Regions from separate parts of the Homo sapiens genome. Here regions 1 and 2 are each linked to region 3. The links are chromatin loops, found by intact Hi-C in ENCODE. Cell type or tissue: heart left ventricle. All regions are shown on one strand.

Region 1 (8,000 bases), 58 kb after region 3:
TTGGCACCAGGTAATACAAGTGATTGGTGTTCTATAAACTTCCAAAGCCTGCTCAGTTATTCATCTGCTCACACCATCCCATGCTTAGCGCTTCTTCCTCTATGTTGAGGCTTTCAGGAGGGCTACTGGGGAAAAAAAACAAAACAAAACCAGTGACCACACAAAAGATAGGCTTGGAGTATTTATCCTGGAGAATAAATAATGTCACTCAGGTTTACATGCCAAGGATTTCATCCATTCAATCACTTGCGCAACAAATATTACCTGGGTTATGCTCAGGGTTAGGAGAATGATGAAAAAAACAGACATATTCCGGCAGTGGCTCATGTCTGTAATCTCAGCACTTTGGGAAGCTGAAGTGGGCAGATCACTTGAGGTCAGGAGTTCAAGACTAGCCTGGCCAACATGGCGAAAACTGTCTCTACTAAAAGCACAAAAATTAGCAAGGCGTGGTGGCACACATCTGTAGTCCCAGCACTCAGGGGACTGAGGTACGAGAATCGCTTGAACTCAGGAGGCAGAGGTTGCGGTGAGCCAAGATCAGGCCACTGCACTCCAGCCTGGGCGACAGAGCAAGACTCTGTCTCATAATAAAAAATTTTAAAAAATAGACATAGTCCCTGCATTCATGGAGCTCAAGAACTAGTAGGAAAAACAGGCATTGATCAAGAAATCACAAAAACAACTAATTATAAACTCTCACTGAAGAAAAGAAATACCATGCTCTGAGAACAGTTTATATAAAATAAGGGTACCAGACCAAGTCCAAGGGTCAAGGAATGTTTCCTCTAGAATATAATTTCTGAAGATTTTTCCTCTTCTTTTTTCTTTTTTGAGACAGAGTCTCGCTCTGTTGCCCAGGCTGGAGTGCAGTGACACAATCTCTGCTCAGTGCAACCCACGCCTGCCAGATTCAAGCAATTCTCCCTGCCTCAGCCTGCCAAGTAGCTGGAATTACAGGTATCCGCCACTACACCTAGCTAATTTTTGTATTTTTAGTGGAGATGGGGTTTCACCATGTGGGCCAGGCTGGTCTTGAACTCCTGACCTCAGGTGATCTGCCCACCTCAGCCTCCCAAAGTGCTGGGATAACAGGCGTGAGCCACTGCACCTAGCTTTTTTTTTTTTTTTTTGAGACAGAGTCTCACTCTGTCACCCAGGCTGGAGTGCAGTGGTGTGATCACAGCTCAGTGGCACGATCACAGCTCACTGCAGCCTTGACCTCCCTGGCTCAAGTGATCCTCCCTCCTCAGTCCCTGAGTAGCTGGGACCACAGGTGGGCGCTACCATGCCCAGCTAATTTTTGTACTTTTTGTAGAGATGGATTTTCACCATGTTGCCCAGGCTGGTCTCAAATTCCTGGGCTCAAGCAATCCCCCCACCTCAGCTTCCTACAGTACTGGGATTACAGGCGTGAGCCACCGTGCCCAGCCCCGAGTGTTCTTCTTTCCCTCTTCCACATACACCTCCTCCAAGCCTCACCATTAAACCTCACAGGGAAAGACAATGTTAAATATCTTCACAGAGAAATCCAGGACTGAGTATATATTCTCCATATGCACTTGTAAACCTCCCATAATGATTCACCTTGCCATTTCCATGTGTCTAGTCCACAATATCATTTTATCTACATTATCTGGCTTGCATACTAATCACAACCTTGTGACATAAGCAGGCGAGTATGACTATATGCATTTTTTTCTGAAGTAGAATGTGACAAAGGCTAGGTAACTTGCCTAAAATCACATGGCTCATTAATGGGGGTGCTGGGACTTGAACTTGGGTCTTGTAAGACCTAGATGGCATTATTCTTGTAATATTCATTCTTTTATTTATTCATTCATCCATAGACATGTATTGATCACCTTTTGATTAGCTGTCAGGCTATATATGGAGCCATCAGGAACCACTGAAGGTTTTTTTTTTTTTTTTTTTTTTTGAGACGGAGTCTCACTCTGTCACCCAGGCTGGAGTGCAGTGGCACGATCTCTGCTCACTGCAAGCTCTGCCTCCCAGGTTCACGCCATTCTCCTGCCTCAGCCTCCCGAGTAGCTGGGACTACAGGCGCCTGCCACCACGCCCGGCTAATTTTTTGTATTTTTTAGTAGAGACGGGGTTTGACGGTGTTAGCCAGGATGGTCTCGATCTCCTGACCTCATGATCTGCCCGCCTCGGCCTCCCAAGGTGCTGGGATTACAGGCGTGAACCACCGTGCCCGGCCGAACCACTGAAGGTTTTTAAGCAGGAAAGCAGAGCTGTTTTCTGGATGAGCAAACAGAAAGTAGTGGTTTTCCAAGTACAGTCTGAGACAACCTATAGGACCAGAATCTCTGCAGTTGAGGCTCAGGAATCTGGTAATCAGCCAGGTATAGGAACTCTTTTCTGATTGCAATGCAGTGAAGAGCAGAAGCACTGTATTAGAGAAAGAGGCAGTGCAACCAGGTAACGTGACCAGGTGAGAAGTGATGAGGTACAGAGACAAAGAGATGCACTTTTGAGTCACTTAGATGGCACTGATAGGACTTCCACTACACCCTCGCATAGACAGTGGCTGAGGTTCAGGAAATAGAGCTGGGGTTCCTACTTGGATCCTCTGGCTCTAGAGCTTTACTGCACATAGCCATTTATACCCACATCTTGATTTTAATTATTTTATATCTATGTTTCTTAGCACTTTTTGCAAATTTCCACCTTATCTCAAACTGCCCTCAAGCCTTGTATTTCTCCTTCGCTTTCATAAAACCTAGGAAAGAAATAAGGGACAGCCAAGTAAAACTTTTAAAAGTTTTAGAACATTTATTTCTTTGGGGCTGGTTACACAGGCGAGAAAGAAGTAGATTTGGTTAGGGAGAGAAAACAACAGGCCTTGGGGAGATACACTGGCTCTCCCCCTCCCTAAACCCTAAGAGGCCTCCAGGAAACCTGAAGACAATAATTCCAGAAGCCCAGAGGGTGACCCCATTTCCTCTCTCCATGGTTATTACTGTCAGTCTGGAGCAGTTCAGGAATTCAGGAAACTATAAAGAAACCACAACAGCCTCAACAACCCAAACATCAACATCAACAACCTCAACAATAAAACTCCTTAAAATTCATCTCCTTCCACCCACTCACAACCGCAGACTCGAAGCTAGGAGGTGGAAGGGACTACAGAAGCTCTGCGTTGCCCAGGTTAGTATTTGCTCATCACAGGCCTGGGTTTCCCAGGATCTCAGGGAGCCTGGAAACTGACGCCTCCATTTCTGGGTGGGAGCACCAAAGCCTAAGGACACCTTTCCTCTCTCTTCACTGCTAAGCAGGTCAAGATTAAAGCAAACCGAGGCAAAGGCCACGGTTGACAGTTCCAAGGGAACCCGCAAGGCCGCACAGGATGGGGTGGACGTTTTACGGGAGAAAAGGCTGGGGAAGTGGGCGGGCGATGGCCTACGACGGGACTTGGGGCGGGGTGTGCGAAACGCCTGGCAGGCGGGCCCTTGAGTATGACCAATCAGAATGCGGACTGCGTCCCAGGGGCGGAGCAGAGGCGTATCTTGGTCGAGATTGGATAGCGGCGGGGCGCAGGAAAGAGGTCGCGCCAGCCCGGGCAGGCAGCTTTGCAAGTCCGCGTTATATATCGCAGTGGCTGCGCCCGGGATAGCTGGCTGCGCCGCCGCGCACATGCCTAGGTTCGACGCCCTCCTCCCTTTGCCCAGGAGTTCCTTCTGTCCCGGCTCTGTTCCGTCTCGCCCCGAGGTTCACGCCATCCTCGGAGCCCCAGCCTTTCACCCAGCGCCTCCAAGCTTTGGACCTTGACTTCTGCAAAACTAGATGGTCACAGCCATGAATGTCTCACATGAAGTAAATCAGCTGTTCCAGCCCTATAACTTCGAGCTGTCCAAGGACATGAGGCCCTTTTTCGAGGAGTATTGGTGAGACTTTGGGAGAGGGAAAGGCCATGCCAGGGCCCCGGGGCCGGGGCGCGAGGGGGTGGCATTGAATGCCCACAATGATTTTCTTACAGAGCAGAGTTATGGGACTCCCTTGTACTGGCTTCACACTACCTTTGTCCGAGGTGCAGGTAGTATGTGGCACCTCAAAGAGATTAGAGCTGAAAGCAAGCAAGCAGAAATAAGAGGATGAGGGAGAACGTGGAAATATACAGAAGTCAAAGAGAGCGTGTAGTGAGAAGGGTCTTGGAGGCGTGAGGTTGATCTGAAGCCTTACTAGATGACTTCCCCGTCCTTTGTGGCTGTGTGTGCGCGCGTGTGTGCACAGTGCAGGGCCCGGGGGACAGCCTGCCCTTTACAATTATCCCATCGTTCCCCAGGTGCTCCACCGTTCCTGCTGTGGAGAAGGAGGCGAAGTCAGAGAGCTCTTCCAAGCTTTCCCCAGGAAGAGCTCTCTGGCTTTGCCTTAAAGCTCCCCAGAGGTTTTGGAGGCTGACTTTATGCTCCAACCAATTTGCCATACCCCAGCCAGGGAGAAGCTATTGCCACATTCTTCTTACGCCACAGCCCTGGTATGCTTCTAGGAGCCCCAACCAGGGAGAAGCTATTGCCACACTTCTTACACCACAGCCCTGGGCTGCTTCTAGGCGCGGGCCAGACAGCCGTCACCCACCTCTAACCCCACTGAGAGAGCAATAATCACAGAAACCTTGGACATAGCTCCTGCCCTGTGCTAGATACTTTGTATACGTTAATACCCCCAGGAGAGATGTAGTATTCGCGCTCTACAAATGAGGAAGCCAAGGCTCAGAGAATTAAGTTGGTTTTTCCAATGTCACATAGCTAGTAAGTGGCAGAACTGGGACTCCAACCCAGAGCACTCACCTGGAGAGATGAGTGGGCATTTCTCTAATCAGCACCCACCCATGAGCCCATCCCTCTGCCTTCTGCTTGCCAGGGCAACCTCATTCCCCATAGCCCTGATCTACCTGGTTCTCATCGCTGTGGGGCAGAACTACATGAAGGAACGCAAGGGCTTCAACCTGCAAGGGCCTCTCATCCTCTGGTCCTTCTGCCTTGCAATCTTCAGGTAAGACCCCATCCCACTCCCTGCCTCTTCTCTAGATCTTAGACCACCATTCTATCCCTTGAAGCTTTCCCGATTGCATCAACCTCCATCCTGTCCCCAAGTTGCCTTGTAACACTCTCCCCATCTCATTCTCGGCTTTAGTTCCCCTCCCAGCCTTCACCCTCTTCTGTTATATTATCCTGTTTTCCTTCTCTTTTAGACCCCTACCTGGTGGTCTCTGCTTTGTCCCTCTTGCCTTCGTAGAGTCTGTACTCGCAACTAATTTCTCCAGCCTCTAATAGTGTCACCTCCTAACACCCTCTCTCAAGACCCTCCAATAACTTCCCCATATTTTCTCCCCCAAACTCCTTCAGTCTTCCCCTATCCCTCTACACATCTCCTCCCAGGCTCCTAACCCCTCCCAAGAACCCCATTCCTTAACTCAACTTTCAGTCCCATCCCCCTGCATTCCCTGATCTTTCTCCAGCCCTCGTCTCCTCTAGACTACTGATTGGATCTACCAGATTGGCTTCAGGATCTCAGGAGCTTTGACCCACCCCCTGTGGACAGGTGGGGAGGTGGTAGAGCTTGGAACACAGTAACCTGGCCAAGCCGGGGGAAGGGTGGATTATTGGTGCCTGGGGATGACACTTACACCATCTTCCTTTGTCCCATTTCAGTATCCTGGGGGCAGTGAGGATGTGGGGCATTATGGGGACTGTGCTACTTACCGGGGGCCTAAAGCAAACCGTGTGCTTCATCAACTTCATCGATAATTCCACAGTCAAATTCTGGTCCTGGGTCTTTCTTCTCAGCAAGGTCATAGAACTCGGTGAGTGGCAAAGCTTTGTCTTTCTGGTGCCTTGTGAACTGCATCCTTCCTCAGGGCCCTCCCTTCACCCATCCCATGGAGGGTCTCTTTCCTACCCTTGGGTCCCAATAATACCTCTCACCCAAGCCCCTCTACAGATTCTCTGCCACAAAGACCCCCTTCCCTCCCCTGAGAATTTCTCCCGTGTCCCTACATCCAGTGCAGAGGGTGGTCCCAGCACTGGGTGGTATGCCAACTATGACTCTCCATCTCCCAGGAGACACAGCCTTCATCATCCTGCGTAAGCGGCCACTCATCTTTATTCACTGGTACCACCACAGCACAGTGCTCGTGTACACAAGCTTTGGATACAAGAACAAAGTGCCTGCAGGAGGCTGGTTCGTCACCATGAACTTTGGTGTTCATGCCATCATGTACACCTACTACACTCTGAAGGCTGCCAACGTGAAGCCCCCCAAGATGCTGCCCATGCTCATCACCAGCCTGCAGATCTTGCAGATGTTTGTAGGAGCCATCGTCAGCATCCTCACGTACATCTGGAGGCAGGATCAGGGATGCCACACCACGATGGAACACTTATTCTGGTCCTTCATCTTGTATATGACCTATTTCATCCTCTTTGCCCACTTCTTCTGCCAGACCTACATCAGGCCCAAGGTCAAAGCCAAGACCAAGAGCCAGTGAAGGTTTGGAGAGAACAATGAAGCTCCAGGCTCTCTCTTCTCCAGGGCACCAAGAGGCTGGGCTTAGTTTTGGGAGAATGATTAGGTTGCCTTACCTGCATGGTTTCCCCAGAGGATGTGTGCCCCAAGGTGGCTGGAATTTTTGACAGACAAGAAGGGTGACCTTGGGATGGGGGTGTGGTCTGTTACTTTAATGTTTCTGTTTTTAATGTGAAGGCCAAGCAGGCCCTGGGATGGGAGTGGGGCGGAGGAGGGTCCTAAGAGCTGATTATTTAATTTCTATCCAGAAATCTTTCTTCTTCTTGCTCTGTTTTTTTAAATTAAAGATTTCAACAAAATTTTGAGAGTTGGGGGATTTGGGGGGAAAGAGGGCTGCTGTGATGGCAGGAGGCTGCTACCAAGGGGATGATCTGCAGGTGGGACGCCTGAGGGTGTGTGGAAGGGTGAGAGGCACACACACAGACACTGAAAGAATCCTAGGCCTGGTAGGCACTTAACAAATGTCTGTTACAGACCAGAATTTTATTGCTGTTAGAGACCCAAGCCCCTCATAGGAACAGTGAGAAACAGGTGCAGAAAGGCGGAGTAACTTTATCTAAAGTCATAGGCTCCCTGAATAGCAGAGCTGACACCTACAAGGAAGCGTTGGAGACCAGATCTACCAGCTAGCCTCCCTGAGACCACGAGGTGGCGCCGCAGCACCGGCTGTGGCCGATGCCAGCCAGGTAGCCGGTTTCCCACGTCCCCCGCACGCACGCACCTCTTTGCTGCAGGAATCCCGGGCTGCCCCGACCTGGAGTAGGGGGGGTGGTGAGTGGGACTGAGTCCCTAGAAGCCTGGACCCTCACTTCGTTCCTGTACATCCAGCTCGCCTGTAGACAGTGGGGGAGGATGAAGGGAAGAGGACTCAAGCGCAACTTTGAATCATCACGCCTTCGACAGTCCGCGCACGTTTATTTCATTTATCTTTGAAAACGAGGGAGGGGAAGCCTGGAGAAGGCGGGATGGGCCAAGGGTGAGTTGGCCCCCGGGGAGCTGGTCCCTGTTCCTGGCTTTAGTCCCAGGGGCGCGGTCTGTGTGTAGGGCCTAGTCCACCCCTCAGGGCTGGGAGGGGAAGGCCCTCTCCTGAGCCGGTGCCCCCCAGCTGCCCAAACACCCCTTTCAGACCCTGGGGCGGGAGCAAGCCAGTCAAAATGACCCCAGTCCGCGGAGGCTGTGAATCGTTGCCCCCGCCCTCGGGGATGATCTACGGGCGGGGCCGCTCATACGGGCCTTTCCACGGCGTACTGGCACGGACTAAGGTTGGCTGCCGGGGGCGGCCCGTGCACAGCGGGGTAGCTGAAGGAGGCGTGCTGTTTGGCTTTGAGCCGCAGGCTGGCCAGGCTCGAGTTACACGGGTCCCGATAGACGTAGGGGGAAGAGGCGGCAGCCGCGGCGGCGGCGGCGGCCGAGGCATAAGGGCAGGACACGGCCCCGGAGGACACGGCGGC
Region 2 (8,000 bases), 180 kb after region 3:
TGGGATTACAGGCATGAGCCACCGTGCCCAGCCCATAACTGCCTGTTTAGAAAATTAACTTTGCTACTTCATTCAACCTCAGGGGACAAGAACTACAAAGAGATCAGTAGAGCTTAAACCCCATTAATGGAGTCTCTCTGAATCTATTCTGGTTGGGGGATGGAAGGAGTGTCTGATTCAAAGTAATAATTTAAAAGACACCTTAACAAGAGAGATTACTGAAAGAGAGGAAGAAATGGATCCCCAGGAGCCTTGTGAGATGGGAACAAGGCTACTATTCACTTATCTCTGAAATGCTACACAACACTGAGAAGGACCTGGGTTTCCTATGTGGGCCCTGGTGGCCTGGGTAGGGACTGTCAGGCAGGGCTATGAGATAGAGGCCCTGAGAGTATGGGATTTTTTTGTGCTGATCGGGAGAAACGTGGAGAGGTGGTGTGATAGGAGGAGCTGGGTCACCCCATTTTATTATATGTCATGAAACTGGCTTCCTTCTGCATGACCTCTAAAGTAACTACTCCCAGTGCTGAGTAGAAGGACACTGTAAATAGGACAAAGAAAGTCTTGATGTGGTGTCGGAGGCTAATGAGGACAGAAGAAAAAGAGGAAACATTCACAATTAGTAAAAGACTTCTGGCTTATCATTGCAAGAGAAATGTTTGGGGGCCAGGCACAGTGGCTCACACCTGTAATCCCAGCACTTTGGGGGTCCAGGCAGGCAGATCACTTGAGCCCAGGAGTTCAAGACCAGCCTGGACAATATGGGGAAACCCCATGTCTATAAAAAATACAAAAATTCTCCTGGCATGTTAGCACACATCTGTAGTCCTAGCTACTAAGGAGGCTTAGGTAGGAGGATCACTTGAGCCCCAGAGGTCGAGGCAGCAGTGAGCCATGATTGCACCACTGCACCCCAGCCTGGGCGATAGAGCAAGACCCTGTCTATTTAAAAACAAAAAAAGAAAAAAAAAAGTTTAGGTTCTCAGCCATCCCCTGAGCTTTAGGCTCAGGAACTCTCTGATTTCAGGTACCAAGAAAGAGAAAATGGGCTGGGCACAGTGGCCCAAGCCTGTAATCCCAGTACTTTGGGAGGCCAAGGTGGGTGAATCACCTGAGGTCAGGAGTTTGTGACCAGCCTGGCCAACATGGTGAAACCCCATCTCTACTAAAAATACAAAAATTGCTGGGTGTGGTGGCAGGCACCTGTAATCCCAGCTACTCAGGAGGCTGAGGCAGGAGAATTGCTTGAACCCAGGAGGCAGAGGTTGCAGTGATCCGAGATCATGCCACTGGACTCCATCTGGCCTGGATGACAGAGTGAGACTCTGTCTCAATTCAAAAGAAAGAGAGAGAAAAAATAACAACAATCTTATAATTCCTGTGACTAAAATTAGGGGGTGTTCCTGCATTACACCATGCCACCTCTGGAGCAACTTTCTCTGTCACTCACAAAGCTTTTTCATATGCCTGCCCTTTCCCCCTACTTAGGCTCCCCCTTTAGAACTAAACAGCTCTGGAAAGGATCCTTCAGAGCAGACCTAGGGCAGGAGCTAGGCAAGACCCTTGATGGTGACAACTTATTTGGCTATTTCTCGTGGCTATTTAATACATGAATGGGAGCTGAGTTCCCTGCTTAATAGCATTTGTGTTCATTTCCAGCGTGGTGCCGGTTGTCTGACCTCTAGCTTCTCCCCTCTTATTCTGTACAGCTGAAATTCTCCCTCCTGCCTACCCCCCAGCTAGTCAGCCTCCAGTCCTGTTTAGTTTATCTTTTTTCTCTCCTAATGCCTGTTAAGCTGGAAACAGGATTCTTGCTCGTCGTCATATTATTTTAAATAAGAATGAAACTAAAGAAGAGGTCTTTGGGCCAGGCATGGTAGCTCACACCTGTAATCCCAGCACTTTGGGAGGCCGAGGCTGGCAGATACCTGAGGTCGGGAGTTCGAGACCAGCCTGACCAACATGGAGAAACCCTGTCTCTACTAAAAATACAAAATTAGCCAGGCGTGGCGGCGCATGCCTGTAATCCCAGCTACTCGGGAAGCCTCAGGCAGGAGAATCGCTTGAACCTAGGAGACGGAGGTTGCAGTGAGCCAGGATCTCACCATAGCACTCCAGCCTGCCAACAAGAGCGAAACTCCATCTCCAAAAAAAAAAAAAAAGTCTTCAATCTGCTGTAATGTGGCACTCAGATATGAGTATTGGCGGCAGTGAGTGTTCATTTCCTCCTCCTGCTCCCCTAATTCAGTTGCGCCTGAACACAAAACTCCAAAAGCAACCAGAGAGAGAAGCTGTGTTGAAAGATGAAAGGAGAAAAGGCCACAAGCTTTGGCCCTACCTGGTTCTTGTTCTGAGTCAAAAACTCTTGTTTCCAGGCCCCTCGTCTATGAAATTAGTAGATTTATACTAGTGATTCCCAGAGTATGGTCCCCTGCTCGGTGGTGTTTAACTTCAACTGGGGTCTTGTTAGAAACACAAATTCTCAGGCCCCACTCTGGGCATACAAAATCAAAACTTTGTGGTATGGGTCCAGCAATTGAGAACCACAGTTTTACCCAGTGGATTTTGTGTTGAGGAGCTCATTAAAACCAGTTATGGGGCCGGGTGCAGTGGCTCACATCTGTAATCCCAGCACTTTGGGAGGCCGAGGCAGGTGGATCACCTGAGGTCAGGAGTTCAAGACCAGCCTAGCCAACATGGCAAAACCCCATCTCTACTAAAAGTACAAAAAAAATTAGCTGGGCATGGTGGTGGGCGCCTGTAATGCCAGCTACTCGGGAGGCTAAGGCAGGAAAATCGCTTGAACCCAAGAGGCGGAGGTTGCAGTAAGCTGAGATCACGTCATTGCACTCCAGCCTGGGCCACAAAGTGAGACTCTGTCTCAAAAAAAAAAAAAAAAAATCAGTTGTGGGCAAAAATTCTCAGGTAGCTCAAGGAGCCACGGGTTAGGGAACTGAAGAGGAAAAACTGTCTCTCAAAGCTAGACAGGCTGCCTTACCTTTTATCTCTCTCCTCTCCACATCACTTAATCTTTCCTTTTTCGCTGGAGCAGATCCCACCCATGAGGGCACAGCAGAGGGCATGGAGAACATGGCAGATGCTGTCACCCATGCTCGTTTTGTGGGCACGGATCCTGCCAGTGATGAAGTTGTCCTGATGAAAATCCTTCAGGTAAGCGAGAGGGAAATAGCAATTAGGCTAATGGCCAGGGGCTGGTGCCGCAGACTCTACTTACTCTGCCCACAGCATGAAACTGTGTTTTGACTCCACTGGGGCTTAGGGGAGCTACTTTGTTTCCAGACAAGCAGCTGGGGTACCCAAAGTAAAAGCTTTTTCTAAGGAAAATCAGTAAAAGCTTTATATGAAGTGATGTCAAATACCAGAAGCCTTAAATACACTTGTACCTCTGGCCGACTGTATTTGTGCCGTCCATCTCTTGGGCTCATGGGCTAGGGCTAGAATCAGTTCTGAAATATGTCAGGGTCATAAAAAGTGAAGAAACAATTCCAAGGACAAGCTTCTTGGAGACCTCTCTACCAAGCTGAGGTGAGGTCAGCATTCTTGCTAACCCCTCTCTCTTACCCTTGAGTACCTCTCAGTACCTTGTTTATCACAGTAATTCCTTTTTCTTCCTGATAGGTTCTACGGACTCTGCTGCTAACCCCAGTGGGTGCCCACCTAACCAATGAATCTGTGTGTGAGATTATGCAGTCTTGCTTCCGGATCTGCTTTGAAATGAGGCTCAGTGGTAGGTGCTTGGATATTAGCCCCTTCACCATTCCTGGGGCCAGTGTCTGAGTATGAATACAGGAGGCTGTCTTCCCAGAGAGATGGAAAATTCAGGACTTCTCCATCATCTATCTCATGCGATCATAGGGGTCTAGAAGAAATGTCTGTACTTGGCTATTGTGAAGCTAGAATAGAGACCTCAGCCCATTATGCCAGGGCAGGAGTTGGGATGGATCCCAGATTGACTTAGCCCAGGCACCAAATCACCCTCTCTTGGGGTTTCTGGGATTGACACCAACCTGCAACCCCCTAGAACACATCTATACCTCCCCTTTTTTCCCTGACTCAGTAGTGCCACCTAGTGGGCCAGTGAAGTTCTGGCTGCCAGGCTGAGCTGGAGCTGGTTTTAATAAGTTTGGCATAATCCTTGGTAAACAAGGTTTGGAGGGGAGTCTGCTCTGAGAACCCTCTTGATAATAGCACAGCAAGTAATGACACCTGTGTTATTTGTTTTTGCCTGTGCAGAGTTATTGAGAAAATCCGCAGAGCACACTCTCGTAGACATGGTGCAGCTGCTCTTCACAAGGTAAACCTGCTGCTGTTTGCTTCAGCCCGGCTGCCCAGGCCTCTTGAGTCTGCCTGCTTCCACACAGCCACGTCAGGGACCTGGCCAACCCCACAGCCGCATCAGAGGCCACTGGGATTATGGATGGGGGGTAGTTCTCTGGGCCCAGGGTTACTGAGCAAGGGAGAAGGAGGAGGGAGCTGATTTGGCCTCACGGGGAGGCAGAGGGTTATTTAATATAGGCCAGCAGACCTCATTCTGCTTCCCAAATTTGTGTCTGTTTCTGTGCAGGTAGCAGCTGGGAAAGGGAACCCAGAGAGGAAGCCAAACTCAAGGGATCATGATTTCTGTGGGAGAGGGCCAAAATTAGGGTGACTAGCAATTGTGAATTGCCTGGGACTGTCCTGATTTCAGCACTAAAAGTTCTGCATCCTGGCAAACCCCCCTCAGTCCCAGGCAAACCAAGATGGTTGGTTACCCTTTGGTAAGGCCCTTAGCCTAGGGCCTAGGAGGCCTTTTCATACTAGGCCTGTTTCCTGCACCTCCTTTCAACAGACTCACAGAAGAGCTGAGGCAATGGCTTTAAACCTTCCTCTGGGATTTCTTTTTGCTCTCAAATCTATAGATAATAATCCTTATTATCTACAGACTAGACTGCCCTTGGATCCTGCTGCAAAGAATTTTTTGCTCCTCAGGCTCAAATTTACTGGTTTCAAAACTTCAACCTGCCTGTTAATTCTTCTCTTTTGCCCACTCTCCTAGGGTTTTGATAGACTGCCCTCCCCCCATCTCTTGGCAGCAGTATTTGCCAAGTAAATATAAGCAGGAAGGAATCAGTCTCAGGATAAAAAGAGCCTCCACACTCCAAGGGCACTTACCTTGCTCTCACAACTACCTCCTTTTGTCCATGTCACACATCCCCCGATTCCTGTGGCTCTTTGATGAAGCTCTGAAAAGGATGAAATTAGTCTGCTTCTCTTTTGTAGCCTTTTCTAAGACACAGGGCATGCTCTGGCTCAGAGCACCTTTGGTTTGTGGCTGGCATGGAGGGAGACATTTGTCATTATCCCTAATGACAGTTGATGGATTTTCTATCTTATAGGTTACCTCAGTTTAAAGAAGAACCCAAGAACTATGTGGGGACCAACATGAAGAAGGTATGATCTGAGAGCTGATCTGCTGTCCCTCATCCAAACCTTAATCTCCCAACTTCAGTGCCTTGGGGTAACCTTGCTTAGCAAAGATATGCTTTTGCCTAAACAGGTCTGCTTGGAATCTAGAAGTAGCTCTCACTCCTTTCGTGAGAAATGTATTCTCTTCCAGATATATCCCTTCCTCAGCTTTTCTGCTCTGGCCTATCTTTGAACCACCATGTAAGCTGGTGAGCCAGTTCTTCATGGAAACTGCATGGTACCCATCAGTCTTGGCTAAAAATGTCTGTTGACAAAGATGAAAGTCCTGCCATCCCCTCAAGACTTAGCCTTATCCGCAGGTAGAAGGCCTAGAGAGGCTATGTCCCAAATCCTACCTCAATGCTGAATTAGACTGGGCTCTTGCTTGTGCTAGTCTGTATTGAAGAGATTAGTCAAGTTAAGAACCAAAGGGTTCTTAAACTGCTAGGAGAAGAATAGTGGTCAAAAGAATGGCTTCTTTCTATCTTGAACTGAAGCCCTGGACTTCACGGGCCTCTGATGAGGATTCCGCTTGCAGCCCTAAGAGGGTCTACCTATGGAGATGACCCTTAGCTGTGTGATGCATGCACCTGACCTTCTCCTCTCCCCTGTCATCCATCCCCATTCCTGCCCTGTTCCCTGTTGGTATGTGTCTGAGTTTATTTCACTGTTAAATCGTGCGTTTGCCTGTCTTTCGCAGATATCTCCATGTCTCCTCAACAAACTGGAGCTAAGTAGTGGGGAGCAGACCAAAGCCCTGAACCAGTTAGAGAGGGTACTACTCTTTAAGAACCTCAAGGTCTCTCTCCCTCTCTTTCCCTTCCCCTTTTTATTTCTTTCAATGTTTATTTTTTATATATAACACCTGGGTCCCATTTCCATTGTGTAGAGCACAACTTACTCCTCCCTAGTAACACAGCACGGCTTTGGAAGAGTTGCACGTGATTGTAGCTTTGCAGTGTTGGGAATTCTCCTGGGGCATCTGGTTGCCTGGATACAGGAGAAGGAAGACTTGAACATCACATAGTTAGCCTAGAAAGCCTGGGGTCTGCTGTTACCTTGTGGGGAGGCTTAAGATCTACCATTTCTAGGGAAACCGTGAGGGACCTTCAAGCAAGACCCTTCCCCCTTCTACCTTATCCTTGTCTCAGAGCTGGCATAGAGAGCTTAAGCACAGTCCTCAGCTCTATCTGGATTACCTGGACTGGGTTTGGAGGGAAAGGGTAGTCCATCTAGTTGGGATCTTTTTTTTTTTTTTTTTTCTTGGTTACCATTAAAGAGGTCATTCCAAGGATTAGAACTCTAGATTGATGGAAAGAAGCCAGGTGCCAGGATAGCCCAGGACACTGGGAATACTTTGGGATCTGTGAAGATGCCCTCTGTCCTCTAAAAGTCAAGGTATAGGGGAGCTTAGGGGAGGGATCCAAGCTAAAGATTACCCTAATCTGCATATACCTGCCTTAGGAAGAAAGGGGAGAGAAGGAGGTGTGGGCTGTCTGGGCTGTCCATCACAAGAGTGTGCATGCTGAAGGTGTGGTTGTGGACATACAGGTCACTGAAAGTAAAAAACTCTGTGTATGTACACCTAGCTAGATAGTCCATTGGCCCGTGTTCTCTTTGAATGCATTGTGTCATTTCATTTGTGTGCTTGCACAGTCTCAAGCTGCAGCTCTCATTAGTGGCTATCCAGCATGTTGCCATGATTATTAACCTGGGACCTGCTCCTTTTTTGTAAAGCTTACACTGTCCTTTGGAGTACAGAGTCATACAGATAAGGTGGCGTAGAATTCCATGAATACCTACTGCCCACCCCACACCTTCAGACCTTAGGAGAGGGAGAATAGCTATACCTTTTAAGGGCTGAGGCATTCGTGAGAACTGGCAGCCTCTTGGCCCCTACTCCAGCCAGCAGGCTGAGAACACTAATTGAAATGATCAGGTTGGAGCAAGCTTTGCAGAAGATAGAGAAGGAAACGTGAAAAACTGATCCTCGTATGGGAAGGAATCTCAATGACTGACTGGCTTCTCAGTGGAAGTAGGACTGCCTGGAGTCCCTGAAATGGGGGAGCCTCCTGGAGAGAAAGGCTACCTCATAAAAGTAGATCCAGTTCTTAGTACTTTTGGGAGCTCAATGATAACTGCCAGTAGAGCCAGGAGGTCTCTCATTGATCTCTTGGCCTCTTGCCCTTTTGCATGTTTGGCGGACTCTTCTCCCATAACATTTTTTACTATGAACTTGATCCAGTTGAGCTCCAGTGGTTCCTGGGGAGAGAATCCTTTTGCTTCCTCCTTAGCTATAGCGGTCAGTACGCCTGAAGCTCAGTTCTAAGCATATGACTGCAGGCATTTTGGAGATGGATCATCTAGAAGTATAAATCCAGTATGAGGCTGTTGCTATGTTACTAAGAGCTGGGGGAAGGAAGGGCTCAGCTGTTCAGCCTCATCTTTATTGGAAGGAGCTATGGGTAGGAATGGAAGAATTGTGTGGTTTCTAAGCAAGGAATCAAAGATTACCCAGGTTCTGAGAGCTTGGG
Region 3 (8,000 bases):
AGCAAAGACTTGGAACCAACCCAAATGTCCATCAATGATAGACTGGATTAAGAAAATGTGGCACATACACCCCATGGAATACTACAGCCATAAAAAAGGATGAGTTCGTGTCCTTTGTAGGGACATGGATGAAGCTGGAAACCATCATTCTCAGCAAACTATCACAAAGACAGAAAACCAAACACCGCATGTTCTCACTCATAGGTGGGAATTGAACAATGAGAACACTTGCACACAGGGTGGGGAACATCACACACCAGGGCCTAATGTGGGGTGGGGGGAGGGAAGGGATAGCATTAGGAGATAGATATACCTAATGTAAATGACAGTTAATGGGTGCAGCAAACCAACATGGCACATGTATACATATGTAACAAACCTGCACATTGTGCACATGTACCCTAGAACTTACCCTAGTATAATATAAAAAATAAAAAGAAACACGGATACTCAGGGGCCCATCCTGAGATCTATTGAGTCAGACCCTGGTGCTGTCTGGTGAGGCCCGGGCACTAGGGTATTTTTAAAGCTCCCAGATGATTCTAATGAACAGGTAGAGTTGAAAACCGCTTATCTAAAGAGTATTTGAAAAGAAGTGAATTGGTATTTCCCACCTTCATGCTTCCATTTTCAAATATACTTGTTAAAAATAATAGTATAAAATGAAAATTTCAGGCCAGGTACAGTGGCTTACGCATGTAATACCAGCACTTTGGGAGGCCAAGGCAGACGGATCACCTGAGGTCAGTAGTTCGAGACCAGCCTGGTCAACATGGTGAAACCCCGTCTCTACTAAAAAATACAAAAATTAGCTGGGCGTGGTGGCACGTGCCTGTAATCCCAGCTACTCGGGAGGCTGAGGCAGGAGAATTGCTTGAACCCTGGAGGTGGAGGTTGCAGTGAGCTGAGATCGTGCCACTGCACTCCAGCCTGGCGACACAGTGAGACGCTGTCTCAAAAATTTAAAAAAAAAAAAAAAAAATTTCATCTCAGCCCTGTTTCCTGGAACCTGCTTCTGTGTCTCCTTCCAGACAGTTTCTAGGTATGTGCTACTATATGCATCCTCCCCTCCTTTTTTTCTTGGCACAAATGGGGCAGTTCGTCAAGTGCAATGTTTTGCAACTTTCAGAGCTCAATTCATAGCAGAACACAGCAGCTCATTTTTAATGGCTATATGGTACTCTGTTTTAAGTTATTTAAATTAGTACTTTAGGGGCAGAAGTTTAAGTATTTTGCTATTACAAATAGTGTTACACTGGGTAGTCTTATACATGAGACTGAGTATCTGTGTGTTTTTATGTAGGAAATATTCCTAAAAATGATGGCTGGTTCAAAGGATATTTGCATTTATTAATAACATTTTGATCATTATTGCCCTCCAAAATCGTTCTACTAATCGTATAGTTCCAGCAACATTTTATCAAAGTGCCTCTTTGCCCTCTTGCCAACACTATTTACCAAATTGATCTTTGCTACTTGGATAAATGAAAATGCTCTCTCATTTTTGTTTGTTTTTGTTTTATAGTGGTAAAACACGACATTAAATTTACCACTAACCATTTTTAATTGTATGGTTTAGTAGTGTTAAGTATATTCCACTGTGTAACAGATACCTAGGACGTTTTCATCTTGTAAAATTGAAACTATATTCATTAAACACTAATATCCCCTCCTCCCCAGCCCTTGGCAACCATCTTTCTACTTTGTTTTTATGATTTTGGCTACTTTAGATATAACCTCATGAGTGGAACAGTAATGATATTATCTTTTTGTAGCTGGCTTATTTTACTTAGCCAAGCCAATGTCCTCAAGGTTCATCCATGTTATAGCAGGTGACAGGATTCCCTTCCTTTTTAAGACTGCATGATATTCCATTGTACGTCTATACCACTTTCGCCCAGACTGGAGTGCAGTGGCGTGATCTCAGCTTACTGCAACATCCGCCTCCCAGGTTCAAGCAATTCTCTGCCTCAGCCTCCTGAGTAGCTGGGATTATAGGCACCTGCCACCATGCCTGGCTAATTTTTGTATTTTTAGTAGAGACGGGATTTCACCATCTTGGCCAGGCTGGTCTTGAACTCCTGACCTCGTGATCTGCCCACCTCGGCCTCCCAAAGTGCTGGGATTACAGGTGTGAGCTACCACGCCTGGCCTTGGCATTTTTATTTTATTTATTTTGAGACAGGGTCTTGCTCTGTCACCCAGGCTGGAGTACAGTGGTGCAAACTTGGCTCACTACAACCTCCACCTCCCAGGCTCAAGCAATCCTCTCATCTTAGCCTTCCGAATAGCTGGGACCACAGGTATGTGCCACCACACTTGGCTAATTTTTGTGTTTTTTGTAGACAGGGTTTTGTCATGTTGCCCAGGCTGGTCTCGAACTGAGCTCAAGCTATCTGCCTGCCTTGGCCTCCCACAAGTGTTGGGATTACAGACGGGAGCCACCGCGCCCAGCCCGTTTTCATTTTTAAGTTGAATATGACATACATCCATTAATTTATTCTCCTTAAAACATAAATAATTTGTGAGGTTGCTGTTTATTGTTTAAATCATGACTTTTCTTCTGTATTGTATAACCCTTCTCAGTCTTGTTTGCTTTTTTCCGACAGAACTCATTTCCTCTTAGGCCTTGCAAAGCTGAGTCTGCTACGTTTTGCAGCTAGTGTGTTACACAAATGAGGCGGTTTAGCAAATTGCCTAACAGTATTCATTAGGAAGGTTAACCTGAGTCTGCGTTTGTTTGTTTGTTTGTTTGTTTTTGAGACAGGGTCTTGCTCTGTTGCACAGGCTGGAGTGCAGTGGTGCGATTACGATCACCGCTCACTGCAGCCTCAGCCTCTGGGGCTCAAGCAGATACTCTGATCTCAGCCCCCTGAGTAGCTGAGATCCTCCCACCTCAGCCTCCTGAGTAGCTGGGACTACAGTAGTCACTAGGCTTGGCTAGTTGTTTTTTTGTTTGTTTTGTTTTTGTTTTTGTTTTTAATTTTGTTTTGTAGAGACAGGGTCTCCCTGTGTTGCCCAGGCTACTCTCAAACAATCCTCCCACCTCAGCCTCCCAAAGTGCTGGGATTACAGGCGTGAGCCACTGTGCCCAGCCCAGAGTGTACCTTCTGATGTAAAATGAGAATACTGGCTGGGCCTGTAATCCCAGCACTTTGGGAGTCCAAGGCGGGTGGATCACGAGGTCAGGAGATCGAGACTATCCTGGCTACTTGCAGTGAGCTGAGATCGCACCACTGCACTCCAGGCTGGGTGACAGAGCAAGGCTCTGTCTCAAAAAAAGAGAGAATACTATCTCAACTCATTTGTAGATTCTTGACTCTCTCAGAGGCTTGTTGTAAGGACTGAGAATTTAAAGCACTTAGTACAGTCCCTGGCATATTATAAGCACTCCATAACTGCCTCTTGCTCAACAAAAAAAGCTTTGGAAATGATGTTCTTTGGTTTCCTTGTGATGTGCAACATGCCATTTTGGCAAAGGCATCAAGCATATGTTAATGATTATTTCCCTGCAATGGTTTTTTGTTGTTTCACGTTTATCATCTTTATTCCTGATACAAAAATGGATATGTGGAATTGGTCCTATTAGAAACTTCTTAGTTTTGTGAAGAATCTGGAATTCCTACCCCTTGCTGATGGGCTCTGGCACTGAAATCCGCAAATTCAGTCAACCAGACACATGGCTCATGCCCCTCTGCATCATGCTTCATGGACACAGGCAGGAGACTTCCTAATGCCCTGTTGGGGGCTTGCCCTTCGCCCGGTGTAGCCTTACTGCAACCCTGTTAGGTGGGTATCGAGTAGATCATTCCATTTGGGGCCAGGTAAGTCTTTGCTTTTGAGGACTGTCCTGTGTGTTGTAGGATGTGTGGCAGCGTCCCTGGCCTCTAACACTGCATGCCAATAGTTTCCCCTAGTTGTGACAACCAAAAACGGCTCCAGGCATTGCCAAATATTTTCTGGGAAGGAAAATTGCCCCTAGTTGAAAACCACTACGGAAACAGCCCTGAGTATCAAATGATTTACTTAGGGTTGATGAAACTGCAACTTAGTGGCACATTGAGACAAGAACACAGGTCTCTGTATGTCCAAACATGGAGCTACCTGTATTCAATAGTCTTTGTGAACCTGCTATGTACTCGTCATAGAACTCCCAGAGAGCTCAGTGTCTAATGGGGAAAGTCAGGCATGGGAATGGTTTCTGTGCACTGAGCTGAGTTCTGTCCCAAACTGAAGGTCAGAGTAGCACCCCTAAGGGTACAAGCAAGAAAATACTTGGCTTGGCCCGGTGTGGTGGCTCACACCTGTAATCCCAGCACTTTGGGAGGCCGAGGCAGGCAGATCACGAGGTCAGGAGTTCGAGACCAGCCTGGTCAACATAGTGAAACCTCGTCTCTACTAAAAATACAAAAAATTAGCCAGGTGTGGTGGCAGGCGCCTGTAATCCCAGCTACTCAGGAAACTGAGACAGGAGAATCGCTTGAAACCGGAAGGCGGAGGTTGCAGTGAGCCAAGATCGTGCCACTGCACTCCAGCCTGGGCAACAAAGTGAAACTCTGTCTCAAAAAAAAAAAAAAAAAAAAAGAAGAAGAAGAAGAAGAAAAGACTTGGCTGATGGTGGCCTAGGATTCTGAAGACAGCTGCAGTTTGCCAGGAGCGAGAAAAGTGCATACCGTGTAAGGAAGAGTGCCTTTTCCAGTGGGAGAAGAGGGCTGTTAGAATGGGTCAAGCAGAGGTGTGCGGGAGGTGGGGGCAAGATACTGCGAAATTTCACTGAGAGTTCAATGTCAATGGCCTTTTGTACCTAAGTTAGGAATTAGTACTTTATTTTGTCCACCTGAGTATGTTAGGAGATTTGATAGTCTAATACAATACTCCTGGCACTAATCCGGTTGCGGTGAAAGCACTATTTCTGCCGGACCACGAAGTTCTCAAATCCCTCCTGCAGAGCCTGTCTGCAGTTACCGATGGGGCCAGTAGGTGGCGATGTTGCCCCCCTGTTTAGGGAGCTGGGCTGGACTTAAATAGAAGCTTAACTCCTTACTTACTCCAGTGCTATTCAACAAACTTGAAGAGCCGGGCGCAGTGGCTCACGCCTGTAATCCCAGCACTTTGGGAGGCGGAGGCGGGCGGATCACGAGGTCAGCCGATCGAGACCAACCTGGTTAACACAGTGAAACCCCGTCTCTACTAAAAATACAAAAAATTAGCGGGGCGCCGTGGCGGGCGCCTATATAGTCCCAGCTACTCGGGAGGCTGAGGCAGGAGAATGGCGTGAGCCCGGGAGGCGGAGCTTGCAGTGAGCCGAGATAGCGCCACTGCACTCCAGCCTGGGCGACAGAGCGAGACTCCGTCTCAAAAAAAAAAAAAAACACCTTGAAGAGCCCACTGTGAGCCTTTGGATACACAGATGAATAAGACACAGGCCCTCATCTGAGGCTCTTTAGTTTTGGAAATTAGAGAAGGGGTTTTTTGTTTGTTTGTTTGTTTGTTTGTTTTGAGACAGAGTCTCGCTCTGTCGCCCAGGCTGGAGTGCTGTGGTGCCATCTCGGCTCACTGCAAGCTCTGCCTCCTGGGTTCACGCCATTCTCCTGCCTCAGCCTCCCGAGTAGCTGGGACTACAGGCGCCCGCTACGGCGCCCAGCTAATTTTTTTGTATTTTTTAGTAGAGACGGGGTTTCACCGTGCTCTCCATCTCCTGACCTCATGATCTGCCCGCCTCGGTCTCCCAAAGTGCTGGGATTACAGGCGTGAGGCACCGCGCCCGGCCGAGAAGGGAGGTTTTCTGGTCTCTGGTCTGTACTGGTTATCCATGAGAGGTTACCTGATACCTGAAAGCCAGTGGCAGGCAACATGGCTTGTAGAAGATTAATGTTCCCCGTGGAACCCCAACCCTACCTCCAGGTCCTGGCAGGGCCTTCGGGCTCCTGCAAGGGTGACCGGCTGCAGATCCCACTGCTGATGGAAATTGCGGGCCTGTGTTCTTCCTAGGTCTGGGAGCTCAGAGGCTTTGATGCCTTCTCCTCTCTCCTCTCTCTTCCCTCCTCTCCCAGCATAATCTCAAGGAGCTCAGGATTGAGGAGAACAAATGCCAGGCTTCCGCCTTGGAAGTGGATACTTCCAAGTGGCAGAGGAAGTACAGAGTATTTCAAGAAATTAGCCTGCCAAACAGAAATTTATCCATTCAGCAAAAATTCATCCATTCAGAAAATATGAGTGGCTGCCATGCGCCAGGTACATGACATGTGATCCTGTGTGGTAGCTGTTGCAGATACAATCCTGAATGAACAAAAAACACAGTTCCAGCAATCAAAGTTTACTCAAAAAAAGTTTTGTTTACTCAAAAAAGACAAAAAGTTTGTCCGACTAGTGAGGGACAAAAATATTAATCCTCACAAATAAATGTGTAAATACAAACTTCAGTGTGTGAAGGCAGGTTGTACAGAGCTATGAGAGCATGTAATAGGGGCAGCTGACCCATGTGGTGGTGGGACTTCCTCATGGATAGCATGACCATGTAACTTTTTTTTTTTTGAGACGGAGTCTGGCTCTGTCGCCCAGTCTGGAGTGCAGTGGCCTGATCTCCGCTCACTGCAAGCTCCGCCTCCCGGGTTCACTTCATTCTCCTGCCTCAGCCTCCCGAGTAGCTGGGAGTACAGGCGCCCGCCACGCTAATTTTTTGTATTTTTCATAGAGACGGGATTTCACCGTTTTAGCCAGGATGGTCTCGATCTCTTGACCTCGTGATCTGCCCGCCTCGGCCTCCCAAAGTGCTGGGATTACAGGCGTGAGCCACCGTGCCCAGCATGACCATGTAACTTATTGTCTGAACTGGGATGCTTTTGAGAGGAAGAGGGAGGGAAATTAGTCTGAGATGAATAGGTGTAAAGTGAGGCTATGCTAGTCATGCCAGGACATATGGTCACTCTAGTAATAGAAATCTAAGAATAGGAAGTGATGTTTCAGCCAAAACCTGAAGTTAAGGGTTAATTAGGGGAAGCTAGAGGGTTGGGGGTGCTAGATATGTGAGTTTTCCAGTTAGAGGGAATAGCACGTGCAAAGACCTTTTTGTGCCTTGGGAGGATGATGGAGACCCCACACTGAAAGGTCTATGCAGCTGGAATGCAGAGTGAGGAGAGAGAGCAGTGTAACATGAAGCTAGAGAGGTAGGCAGGGGTAGAGTAGGCAGAGGCTTTGTAAGGCATGTTTGAAATGTCGGTCTTTAATAAGGCAGTAGGGGCCAGGCTTGATGGCTCATGCCTGTAATCCCAGCACTTTGGGAGGCTGAGGCGGGCAGATTCCCTGAGGCCAGGAGTTTGAGACCAGTCTGGCCAACATGGCAAAACCCCGTGTCTACTAAAAGTACAAAAAATTAGCCGGGCGTGGTGGTGGGCACCTGTAGTCCCAGCTACTCGGAAAGCTGAGGTAGGAGAATTGCTTGAACCCGGGAGGCGGAAGCTGCAGTGAGCTGAGATTACACCATTGCACTCCAGCCTGGGCAACAAGAGTGAAACTCTGTCTCAAAAAAAAAAAAAAAAAAAAAAAAAAAAAAGGCAATAGGAAGCCATTCAAGGTGTGAGTGTCTTAGCTTGGGCTGCGATAACTAAATACTAGACTGGGTGGCTTAAACAACAGAAATTGATCTCTTACATTCTAGACTCTGGGAAGTGAAGCATCAAGGGGCCGACCAATTCACTTCCTGGTGAGGGCTGTCTTCCTGGCTTGCAGATGGCCATCTTGCTGTGGCCTCACATGATGGGGGCAGAATGGGGCGAACAAATTCTTTGGTGTCTCTCTTTTTTCTTTTGTGTTTGTTTGTTTTAGAGACAGGGTCTTGCTATGTTGTCCAGGCCATAGTGCAGTGGCTATTCACAGGTGTGATCGCAGCACACTACAGCCTCGAACTCCTGGGCTAAAGTGATCCTCCCACTTCAGCCTCCTGAGTAGCTGGGACTACAGACACGTGCCACTGCACCTGGGTCTTCGGTCTCTCTTTTTTT

Evidence for each region. A loop is a pair of places that touch in the nucleus more often than their neighbours do. Peaks named below come from ENCODE experiments on the same cell type or tissue, not always from the same donor. Only the 100,000 strongest peaks of a DNase experiment are listed, where the experiment ranks them.
Region 1: a loop joins it to region 3, with 7 times the contacts of the local background. A loop is called at or near these places in 54 of 110 quality-filtered maps.
Region 2: it touches region 3 in a loop (2.8-fold over the local background); 75 of 110 quality-filtered maps call a loop at or near these places.

What each region holds. Positions count from the first base shown.
Region 1 is chr10:102,222,742-102,230,741 of GRCh38, forward strand. ELOVL3 (ELOVL fatty acid elongase 3) reads left to right here and starts at 3,558. Exons shown (of 4, transcript NM_152310.3): 1 at 3,558-3,908; 2 at 4,885-5,016; 3 at 5,676-5,827; 4 at 6,084-6,848. The coding sequence starts at 3,808. The coding sequence ends at 6,511. It overlaps PITX3 (paired like homeodomain 3), which reads right to left. Exons shown (of 4, transcript NM_005029.4): 4 at 7,448-8,000. The coding sequence ends at 7,773. It also overlaps a transcript of GBF1 not described here. RefSeq lists silencers at 3,540-3,589, 7,117-7,285, 7,642-7,901, 7,912-8,000. In heart left ventricle, a CTCF peak has its summit at 7,199 (motif pointing right); DNase peaks (open chromatin) are centred at 3,550, 7,220 and 7,880; H3K4me3 peaks cover 1,887 bases; H3K27ac peaks cover 694 bases; H3K27me3 peaks cover 1,250 bases.
Region 2 is chr10:102,348,204-102,356,203 of GRCh38, forward strand. GBF1 (golgi brefeldin A resistant guanine nucleotide exchange factor 1) reads left to right here. Exons shown (of 40, transcript NM_001377137.1): 5 at 3,053-3,171; 6 at 3,640-3,748; 7 at 4,255-4,315; 8 at 5,397-5,451. LOC107984263 (a long non-coding RNA gene) reads right to left here and starts at 3,113. Exons shown (of 2, transcript XR_001747574.3): 1 at 2,999-3,113. In heart left ventricle, CTCF peaks have their summits at 4,098 (motif pointing left) and 4,300; no DNase peak of the experiment used is centred here.
Region 3 is chr10:102,164,621-102,172,620 of GRCh38, forward strand. No RefSeq gene overlaps it. Among named protein-coding and RNA genes, the nearest start is that of NOLC1, 16 kb to the left of the region's middle. In heart left ventricle, a CTCF peak has its summit at 4,980 (motif pointing right); a DNase peak (open chromatin) is centred at 4,991; H3K4me3 peaks cover 462 bases.